4 separate regions of the Homo sapiens genome follow, and all the other regions are linked to region 3. The links are chromatin loops, found by intact Hi-C in ENCODE. Cell type or tissue: A673. All regions are shown on one strand. Region 1 has its middle 76 kb from the start of PMAIP1. Region 2 overlaps LOC105372146 (a long non-coding RNA gene). Region 3 has its middle 24 kb from the start of RAX. Region 4 overlaps CPLX4 (complexin 4).

Region 1 (2,500 bases), 570 kb before region 3:
CTTGGCTTCAATCTTAGCTGAGGCTGCAGCAGCAGAAGGAGCAGCTGTGGTGGCAGTGGCCACAGGGGTAGCAGCCGCAAAGGCATATGGATCAACCAAGAACACCTTGAACTTTCCAGCAAGTGGGAAGGTGTAATCAGTCTCCACAGACAAAGCCAGGACTCATTTGTACCCACTGATGGTAGAATGGGGTACGGAGGCAACAGCTGGATAACCAATCTGCAGACAGACATTGGCAATGTTGCGGACACCCTCCAGGAAGTGAGGATTCAGAATTTCCTCTGTGATGTCAAGCACTTCAGTATTGTAGATGCTGCCATTGTCAAACACCTGCTGGATGACCAGCCCAAAGGAGAAGGGAGAGATGTTCCGCATGTTCAGCAGTGTGGCTTCGCTGGCTCCCACTTTGACTCCAGTCTTGATCAGCTGCACATCACTCAGGATTTCAGTGGTGCCCAAAGGTTTTAGTGATGATGCCTAAAGCCTGGAAAAAGGAGGTCTTCTCAGCCTGTAATCCCAGCACTTTGGGATGCCGAGACGGGCAGATCACCTGAGGTCATAAGTTCGAGACCAACCTGACCAACATGGAGAAACCCCATCTCTACTAAAAATACAAAAAAAAAAAAAAAAAATTATCCAGGTGTGGTGGCACATGCCTGTAATCCCAGCTACTCAGGAGGCTGAGGCAGGAGAATCGCTTGAACCTGGGAGACAGAGGTTGTGGTAAGCCAAGATCGTGCCATTGCACTCCAGCCTGGGCAACAACAGGGAAACTCCATCTCAAAAAAATAAAAAAGGAGGTCTTCTCAAGGATGGCCTGGCACAGTGACATCACATGGGGCAATGGCACCAGCACAGGTGGCTCCTGGCACCTTACTGGCTACCAGCATGTCCCTGATCTCAGTGAGGTCCTCCTTGGTGAACACAAAGCCCACATTTCCCTGGATACGAGGCAACAGTTTCTCCAGAGCTCGGCTGTTTTCCAGGTGCCCTTGGATGGCCTTGAGCATCATGGTTTCTTGCCCATCAGCACCATGGCCTTCCCTCGGAGGGACTTGAGGATCTGCTGCATCTGCTTGGAGCCCAGATTGTCTGCTCCCACCATGAAACATTTCGGATAACCATCCAAAAGCTGGATGATCTTAAGGAAGTAGTTGGACTTCCAGGTCACCCTGTCTTCCGTGGGCATCACGACGGTGCGTCAGGGATTGCCACATAGGATTTAAAGACGATGTCACTCCTGCGAGGACACCTGGTGAGAGAAAAAAAGATACTGTTTACAGGTGACAATAGCTCTCATAGCCTAGCTCCTGATGCTGAGTGCGAAGATTCTAGAGCCCAGTGAAATATCCTTTAGTGCTCCAAGAGCTATTGCCACCTGTAATTACCTGGGAGGACAAGAGATGGCGCTGTGAGCTCAATAGAAAGAGAAGACAGCAGGCCCTGAGCCATCTCCCAGCTGATCAAAGGCCACCAAAATGCAACGCCTGGGATTTTTCTGATTTCCTTCTTCATTGCTTTAGAGGCTTTCCCAAACCCCAAATAAATGCCGATACCAGAGTACATAACTACATAGAGAATTGTTTTCTTCTCATCCTCAGGAGGGACTCAGCTCCCAAACATACATGACATGAAACTGCAAGGAAAACTGGGCAAGCCCTGTGAGTTTCCAGTTTTGCTGGAAAGGGGACTAGCAGGGATTGGGGGTTCTTTGGAAAGCTGTGACTGTCATAAACAATAGCCTGGCGTAAATGACAGAATTGGGTATGGGTGAGCGAGAGAAAAACAGATGAACCAAAACAAAAAGCAAACAACAGTAATTGGCACCATACATCATTGCTGAGCTCTTGGGAGGATCTAAATCTGCTTTTCTGCTAGGAACACATTTGTATCACTTTGTCCAGCTGTTCACAGAAAATCGCATCACTTTGACCATAGGATCACTCCATTTAAAACTCTTCTGTGACAAAAATCTCATCCAGCCTCAGTCCTTTTATCAGTTTTTCAGTCACATTTTCTTTCTTTCTGCCATGTTAGGGACAGAGATGCTCCCTTGGAAAAAGGAAAGCGATAACTTTTCTGAGATAGGGTAGAAAGTAAGATGATGAAGGAAGAATGAGCCAATTTCAGATCTGAGGTGGTGCCAACTCTTGATGGGCTTCATGTGCAATTCATGTGAATTACGATTAGATGTTTACTCACAAGAGGCTCTCCTGCCCCAGGCATATTTTAACTATAATCCTAATTTCCACCTTCACCCTCTTACCCCAGACTGATTAGCATGCTTATCAAAATAAACATAATTAGGAAGATGAAGCCATAAGGCCAAACACATTAAATAATGCTTTCATATAATTTACAGCAATGCTTCAGAACAAGCTTTCTGCCACGTCATTGTGATCAAGAGATTTGTGTGATGAAGAAATATTTGTATCCCCGAAGGAAGACCTTGGCATCCCATTTCTCTGGTAGGCAGGTTACAAAAAGAAGAAGAAAAAAA
Region 2 (2,500 bases), 470 kb after region 3:
GATGTTGACATGTCTCATTACTGGTGATGTTACTTTAGCCATATGACTAAGGTGATGTCTGCTGGTCTCTCCTCCAGCCTGTCTTTGAAGACAGCATGGCCCCTCACAGCTCCAGGACAGCCCCAACCCCAGCCAGAAGGACGCTTCTGGGAAGTTCATCTTCACCTGCAGCTCTTAGAGTCGAAAATAGGCTGCTCAGAGCTGAGCTAGGGCCCAAGTGGGTGCTCTGTAAACCTGCACGTTTCTAATTTGATAGAATTGATTATTTCAATTGAGGTTCAAGCTGATGATTACATGAAAATAAGCCAGGTGAGGTGGTTCACACTTGTAATCCCAGCACTTTAGAAGGCTGAGGTGAGAGGATCACCTGAGGCCAGGAATTTGAGACCACCTGGGCAACATAGTGAGCTCCGTCTCTACAAAAAATTAAAAATTAGCCAGGTGAGGTGGCACACCTGTAGTTTCAGCTACTCGGGAGGCTGAGGCAAGAAAATTGCTTGAGCACAGGAGGTTGAGGCTGCAGTGAACCGTGATTGCACCACTGCGCTCTGGACTGGGGGACAGAGGGAGACCCTGTATCAAAAACAGTGATCCCACCTAAGAGATGAAGGAGCTGATGGATTTATGCTCTAACTCATATCAGTCACTGGTTGAAGAGGCGGGAGTTGGTGTGAATCCCTGGGTACCTCCAGGCTGCTGGGTACATAGGCAGAACCACCTCTGGAGAAAACCCTTAGGAAACAGATGCAGATATTGGCATTTGGAAGAGCACATTGAAGTGGTGAGCCCTGCAAGATATGGGCAGAGTACCAACATCTGCTATAGGAAAGAAAGAGAAATTATGTAAGTGTTGTTGTTGTTGTTGTTGTTTTTTGTGTTTTTTTTTTTTTTTTAGAAAGTCTCGTTCTGTTGCCCAGGCTGGAGTGCAGTGGTGTGATCTTGGCTCACTGCACCCTCCGCCTTCCGGGATGAAGCAATTCTCTTGTCTCAGCTTCCCAAGTAGCTGGGATTACATGCCTGGCTAATTTTTTTGTATTTTTAGTAGAGACAGGGTTTTACCATGTTGGCCAGACTGGTTTTGAACTCCTGACCTTAAGTGATCTGCCTGCCTCAGCCTCCCAAAGTGCTAGGATTACAGGTGTGAGCCACCGTACCTGGCCAAAAATTACATAAGTTATATATTTGTGTTAGTCTTTTTGTGTTGCTATGAAGAAATACCTGAGGCTAGATTGTTTAAAGAAAAGAAGTTTATTTGGCTCACAGTTCTGCAGGCTGTACAGATAGTATAGGGCTGACATTTGCTTCTGGGGAGTCCTCAGGAAGCTTATCATGGCGGAAGGCCAAAGGAAGCCAGTCTGTCACATGGCAAGAGGAGGAGGAGGTGCCAGCCTCTTTCAAACAATCAGATCTCATGTGAACTCATAGAGTGAGAACTTGCTCATTCCTGTGAGGACAACACCAAGCCATTCATAAGGGATCCGCCCCCATCACCCAAACACTTCCCACTAGGCCCCACCTACCACATTGGGGATCACATTTCAACATGAGATTTTGAGCGGACACATCCAAACCATATAAACATTTAAACCCCAAAAGGGGTATGTGTCCTGTTCAGCTTCCTGAAGTTATTCATCTTAGTCCCCTACCAGCTAGCACAGTGCCTGGCATGGAGTGGGTATTCAGTATACATATTTCATTGTTGAGGGGAAAAAGTTTCTCAGGAAAGGGCAGAAAGTGCTGAGAAGGTCTCATGTCAGGAAGCAGCAAGAGCTGTGCATAGAAAAGACTGCAGCCGCCAGGCACGGTGGTTCAGGCCTATAATCCCAGCACTTCAGGAGGCCGAGGTGGGTGGATCATCTGAGGTCAGAAGTTTGAGACCAGCCTGGCTAACCTGATGAAACCTTGTCTCTTCTAAAAATACAAAAATTAGCTGGGTGTAGTGGTACGCACCTGTAATCCCAGCTACTTGGGAGGTTGAGGCAAGAGAATCACTTGAACCCGGGAGGCAGAGGTTGCAGTGAGCCGAGATCACACCATTGCACTCCAGCCTGGGCGACAGAGCAAGACTCTGTCTCAAAAAAAAAAATTCTTAGATAGTTCTGGAGAACAGAAATCTGAAGTCAGTTTCACTGGGCTAAAGTCAAGGTATTGGCAGGGCTGTTTTTTTCTGCAGGCTCTGAGGGGAGACGCTTCTTGGCAGCTTCCAGCTTTCATTAGCTGCCTGGGTTCCTCAGCTCATGGTCTCTTCCTCCGTCTTCAAAGAGCATCACTGCAGTCTCTCCTCTGCCGTCACATTGCCTTTTTTTTTTTTTTGTTATGAGATGGAGTCTTGCTGTGTCGCCCAGGCTGGAGTGCAGTGACCTGATCTCGGCTCACTGCAACCTCTGCCTCCCGAGTTCAAGTGATTCTTGTGTCTCAGCCTCCCAAGTAGCTGGGATTACAGGCACGTGCCACCACACCTGGCTAATTTTTTGTATTTTTAGTAGAGACAGTGTTTCAC
Region 3 (2,500 bases):
TTTTTTTTTTTTTTTTTTTTTTGAGACGGAGTCTCGCTCTGTCGCCCAGGCTGGAGTGCAGTGGCGCAATCTCCGCTCACTGCAAGTTCCACCTCCCAGGTTCACGCCATTCTCCTGCCTCAACCTCCCGAGTAGCTGGGACTACAGGCGCCCGCCACCATGCCCAGCTAGTTTTTTGTATTTTTAGTAGAGACAGGGTTTCACTGTGTTAGCCAGGATGGTCTCGATCTCCTGACCTCGTGATCTGCCCGCCTCGGCCTCCCAAAGTACTGGGATTACGGTCGTGAGCCACCGCGTCCGGCCTCATTGCAGCTTTCTATTCTTCAATCAAAGCTCATCTCCTCCAGGGGTCTCTCTTTGCTTTTGTTATTGTTGTTGTTGTTTTGTTTGTTTGTATTTGAGAGAGGAAATCTCGCTCTGTCGTCCAGGCTGTAGTGCAGTAGCGCGATCTTCGCTCACTGCAGCCTCCTGAGTAGCTGGGATTACAGGTGCCCGCCATCACGCCTGGTAATTTTTTTTGTGTTTTAGTAGAGTTGGGCTTTCACCATGTTGGCCAGGCTGGTCTCGAACTCCTGACCTTAATTGATCCGCCCGCCTCGGCCTCCCATAGTGCTGGGATTACAGGCGTGCGTGACTGCGGCCGACCTCTCCTTGGTTTTCTTCTATCCCTGACCCACCCCTTCCTACCTCTCCCATCTCCTCCTACACACCCGTTTTTTTTTTTTTTTTTTGGAGAGCAAATGGGTCCTCAGTTAACTTGACTGCCTGACAGTTGACCAAAAATCTGCTCAAGGCTCAAGTTTTAGCCTGTAAGACTTTGTACTCAACCTCAAACAGCTGTCTGAGCACTCAGAAGGCTCTTTTTATTTTTTCTATACCCTACTTTGTTTCTTTTTGGGGTGAGGGAACGCTTCTTTCAGATCACGATCATAGGGAGATTATTGGATTCCTTGTTGGGAGATAGTAAGAACCCTAGTTCTGCTACTGACTTGATATGTGGCTTTAAGCAAGACTTGACTTCACTCTGGCTAGAGTTCCTTGGCTGGGAAATAAAGGGGCTGGACTATAGGATCTGTAATATCTCCCAGCTGCAAAATTCTGATCCGGAGAGCAAATTTACTTCAGAAATTTGGCTGAGGCTGCCATCTGATGGCTATCTTGAGAACTTCAACTGCTGAGTGTGCAGTAGACGCTTCTAGTAGAATGTCTCACTCCCTCTTGCAATCATCAGCAATAAGGGTTTCAGCCAGAAAATGACCTTCCCTTCTGAGTACCCCCAGTCTTGAACTTTACGCTCCCCCTTAAATGAAAAGCTCCTCCTTTTCCACTCACATTCCCACTCAGGCGAAGTCAACTCAACCATGGGGCTTTTTATATCAGTAAAGCCACCTTAAGAAAAATCAGGAGGCTAAGAAAGCTTATGCTTCCATGTTTTCATGCTGCTCCATAATTCTCATCAGGAAGAAATTGGTTTTAAGTTAATTTATTCAAAGTGTGATTGACTGCACCTTTGAGACTCTCATGAACAAATATTTACTTTTTTTTCTTCAATAAAATGAGCTCTACAGTAGGGCAGTTCTTAATTCAAATCTAATCATTTTTTAAAAAATTCAACTAAGAGTAGAATCTTCCTTCCTTCCTTCCTTCTCTTTCTTTCTTTCTCTTTCTCTCTTTTTCTTCCTACCTTCCTTTCTCTCTTTCTCTCTCTTTCTTTTCTGCCTTTTTCTTTTTCTTTCCTTCTCTTTCTCTTTCTTTCTTTCTTTCCTTCTCTCTTTCTTTCTCTTTCTTTCTTTCCTTCCTTCCTTCCTTCTTTCTCTTTCTTTCTTTCTCTTTCTTTCCTTCCTTCCTTCTTTCTTTCTTTCTTTCTTTCTTTCTTTCTTTCTTTCTTTCTTTCTTTCTTTCTTTCTTTCTTTCTTCTCAGAGACAGAGTCTAGCTCTGTCACCCAGGCTGGAGTGCCTGATCTCAGCTCACTGCAACCTGCACCTGCTGGGTTCAAGCGATTCTTATGCCTCAGCCTCCCGAGTAACTGGGATTACAAGTGTGCACCGCCATGACAGGCTAACTTGCTGTATTTTTAGTAGAGATGTGGTCTCACCATGTCGCCCAGGCTGGTTTTGAACTCCTGAGCTCAGGCAATTTGCCCACCTTGGCCTCTCAAAGTGCTGGGATTACAGTTGTGAGCCACCACGCCCAGCCAAGATTAGGATTTTAAGTGCCTGCACAGTCAAAACTATTTGATTCATACTATCCCCTTCCTGGAGGCTTCAAAACACAGCAAATAGATAATAAGTTTAGGCCTTCCATTAGACATTATATGCTGTGGGATTTCCACTTAGGTTAGTCTCTAAAACCTGGTATTGAATACCAAGGCATTAATAAGTATCCTAATATATCACCCATCTAGAAATAGTTACATTTTAAATTTCTGGGGTCATGGTGACCAACCCAAAGGAGTCATTCTTTAATAGTAGAATTTTAGGTGTGTAAGACATCTGGTGG
Region 4 (2,500 bases), 60 kb before region 3:
AGTGTCTTTCATTGCATGGCTTACTGATGTTCATATAGCCCCTTTTCTACAGCTGTTTCAAATGCATAATGCATTTGAGACCCCACCTGATTTTCTCATAGACCATGAAAGAGACCATAAAGCTCATCTAATAATCTCATACCACTGCGTCATTTTACACCTGAGATAACTGCAGCCCAGGAGGGTTAAGTAGCTTTGCAATAAGCCACATCTCCTGTGACAGACTTAGGACTGGAACTCAGGCCCCACAACCATGAAAAAGAGCAGCTTGTTCACAAAAGGACTTCAACAGGGCTCCTCCTTTCAAGGCATTTGTTCTTTCTACTCTTTTTTTCTTTTTCTTTTTTTTTTTTTTTTTTTTGACACAGAGTCTCACTCTGTCACCCAGGCTGGAGTGCAGTGGCATGATCTCCCCTCACTGCAAGCTCTGCCTCCTGGGTTCACCCCATTCTCCTGCCTCAGTCTCCCGAGTAGCTGGGACTACAGGCGCCCACCACCACTCCTGGCTAATTTTTTGTATTTTTAGTAGACACGGGGTTTCACCGTGTTAACCAGGATGGTCTCGATCTCCTGACCTTGTGATCCGCCCACCTCGGCCTCCCTAAGTGCTGGGATTATAGGCGTGAGCCACTGCGCCCGGCCTCTTTCTACTCTTAATATTTTGAGCTGTTCCCCAAAATTTTAGGGCAGTTTTGAATTCCACGTGGCTTAAAAAAATGGGAGCATATTATTTCTCCTGTGTTGTCTAACGGTTTGACCCTAGATCTGCAAGTAGCTGTCTAAATTCCAAATACAATCCAAACAAACAGATAAGAATTTCACTTGAGAACATTGTACACACCATCATTCATTGCAGTTTACTTCCAGGTGGGGACCCCCTCCTCCAAGGGCGTTTTTATATTTGGTTGCATTTGTAACAATGGATTCTACACACAATGTTTCAAAACCGTGCCTATGGTATGGAAGATACTACAAATACCAATAATACAATTGCCTGCTTTTTGTAAAGCACATGGAAATTCTAATCCCGTGTAGCTAGCTATAAAAATAGCACCTAATAAAACTATATGATAAGAAAAATCGGCTACTCTGGGCAGACTGCCCTGCTCTGCAAGGAGCAGTTTAAAAACTAAAATTTAAAAGTTTAAAAAATCAGCTGGATCGTATTCCACTTAGTCCAGTTATCACCAGCTGTGGCTAACTTCCCCTACCCCAGTGCAACACTTTGCGCTTGCAAACCAGCCCCACCCTTGGGCGCCTCCTCTGCCTCCCGCGCTGTCACTTGTCGCACGTTACCCTCCCGCCCGCGTCCCCGCACTGACGAGGCTCTGGGTACAGGGACCCTTCGATGGCCCATGTGGCGAAAAAGAGGCTGCGGGGGACAGACACGTTTCCCAGGCTAACGTCTGCCCAGGCTATGCAGAACAGCCGCTCCCGTCCAAGCCAGATCCTGGCTGGAGCAAGGAGGGCGCAGCGGTCGCCAGCGCGGGCCCCGAATCCTCGACGCCGGCGCCCCCTGGTGTTCCTAGCGCCGCGGCCACTGGCACCCGCGGGAGGCGGAACCCGGGCTGCGGGTGGTGGCAGGACCAGGGAGGGGCAGAAACCAATTTCTAGAGGTGACTTAAAAAAAAAAAAAAAAAAAGTCTTGATAGGTCATTGGATGGGATGGGGGGGAAAACAAAACAACAACAAAGAAAGAAAGAAAAGGAAAAAAAAAAAGCCTTACTATTTTGTTATTAAGGACCAGATCGTGCGTTTTCTATCCTCCCATGGCATAACGGGAGAGGGAGCTCGCAAACAGCCGAGTTTCCGCTGTCTCCGCAGTGACCAGGCTGCAGAGAGATTCTGAAACGACAGCAATCGAGGGCGGGCTGAAGGAATTGGAATCTTCGGCCTTGAGAGATGACTGAATAAATGAAGCTTATGGGGGGCAGAATCATGCCCCAGGCCTCCAGTGCCATGCTTTTTATTCTAATACTGAATTCAGCCAACTTACCCAGTGGCTTAGCTGCTGGTTGTTATTGAACTGTAGGTACCTAAAGTCTGTCTCTGATTACGCAGAGGAAACTCCGTAATGGAACCTTTAGAAAGCCATCCTTAGAGAGAGGCCGGACGCGGTGGCTCACGCCTGTAATCCCAGCACATTGAGAGGCCGAGGCGGGCGGATCACCTGAGGTCAAGAGTTCAAAACCAGCCTGGCCAACATGGTGAAACCCCGTCTCTACTACAAATACAAAAAAAAAAAAATTAGCCGGGCAAAAAAAATTAGCCGGCCATGGTGGCGGACCCCTGTAATCCCAGCTACCCAGGAGGCTAAGGCAGGGGAATTGCTGGAACCCGGGATGCAGAGGCTGCAGTGAGCCGAGATTGGGCCACTGCACTCCAGCCTGGGCGACAGAGCAAGACTCCATTTCAAAAAAAAAAAAAAAATCAGAAAAACACAGTGGGGATGCGAGGTGTAGGGTTTTGTCTCCTAGATGCTTCATTAAGGAGCAAGGAG

What was found. A loop is a pair of places that touch in the nucleus more often than their neighbours do. Peaks named below come from ENCODE experiments on the same cell type or tissue, not always from the same donor. Only the 100,000 strongest peaks of a DNase experiment are listed, where the experiment ranks them.
Region 1: it touches region 3 in a loop (6-fold over the local background); 11 of 110 quality-filtered maps call a loop at or near these places.
Region 2: it touches region 3 in a loop (5-fold over the local background); 4 of 110 quality-filtered maps call a loop at or near these places.
Region 4: it touches region 3 in a loop (10-fold over the local background); 20 of 110 quality-filtered maps call a loop at or near these places.

Annotation. Positions count from the first base shown.
Region 1 is chr18:59,822,714-59,825,213 of GRCh38, reverse strand. It overlaps the pseudogene RPLP0P12. Among named protein-coding and RNA genes, the nearest start is that of PMAIP1, 76 kb to the left of the region's middle. In A673, a CTCF peak has its summit at 1,393; a DNase peak (open chromatin) is centred at 1,413.
Region 2 is chr18:58,775,220-58,777,719 of GRCh38, reverse strand. All of the region lies in intron 1 of LOC105372146 (a long non-coding RNA gene), which reads left to right. Among named protein-coding and RNA genes, the nearest start is that of LINC01926, 37 kb to the left of the region's middle. RefSeq lists an enhancer at 2,260-2,500. In A673, no CTCF peak of the experiment used is centred here; a DNase peak (open chromatin) is centred at 1,429.
Region 3 is chr18:59,248,025-59,250,524 of GRCh38, reverse strand. No RefSeq gene overlaps it. Among named protein-coding and RNA genes, the nearest start is that of RAX, 24 kb to the left of the region's middle. In A673, a CTCF peak has its summit at 1,152 (motif pointing left); a DNase peak (open chromatin) is centred at 1,114; H3K27ac peaks cover 673 bases.
Region 4 is chr18:59,307,684-59,310,183 of GRCh38, reverse strand. All of the region lies in intron 2 of CPLX4 (complexin 4), which reads left to right. Among named protein-coding and RNA genes, the nearest start is that of CPLX4, 9.7 kb to the left of the region's middle. RefSeq lists silencers at 1,224-1,283, 1,324-1,373, 1,424-1,493. In A673, a CTCF peak has its summit at 1,552 (motif pointing left); DNase peaks (open chromatin) are centred at 1,523 and 1,793; H3K4me3 peaks cover 1,238 bases.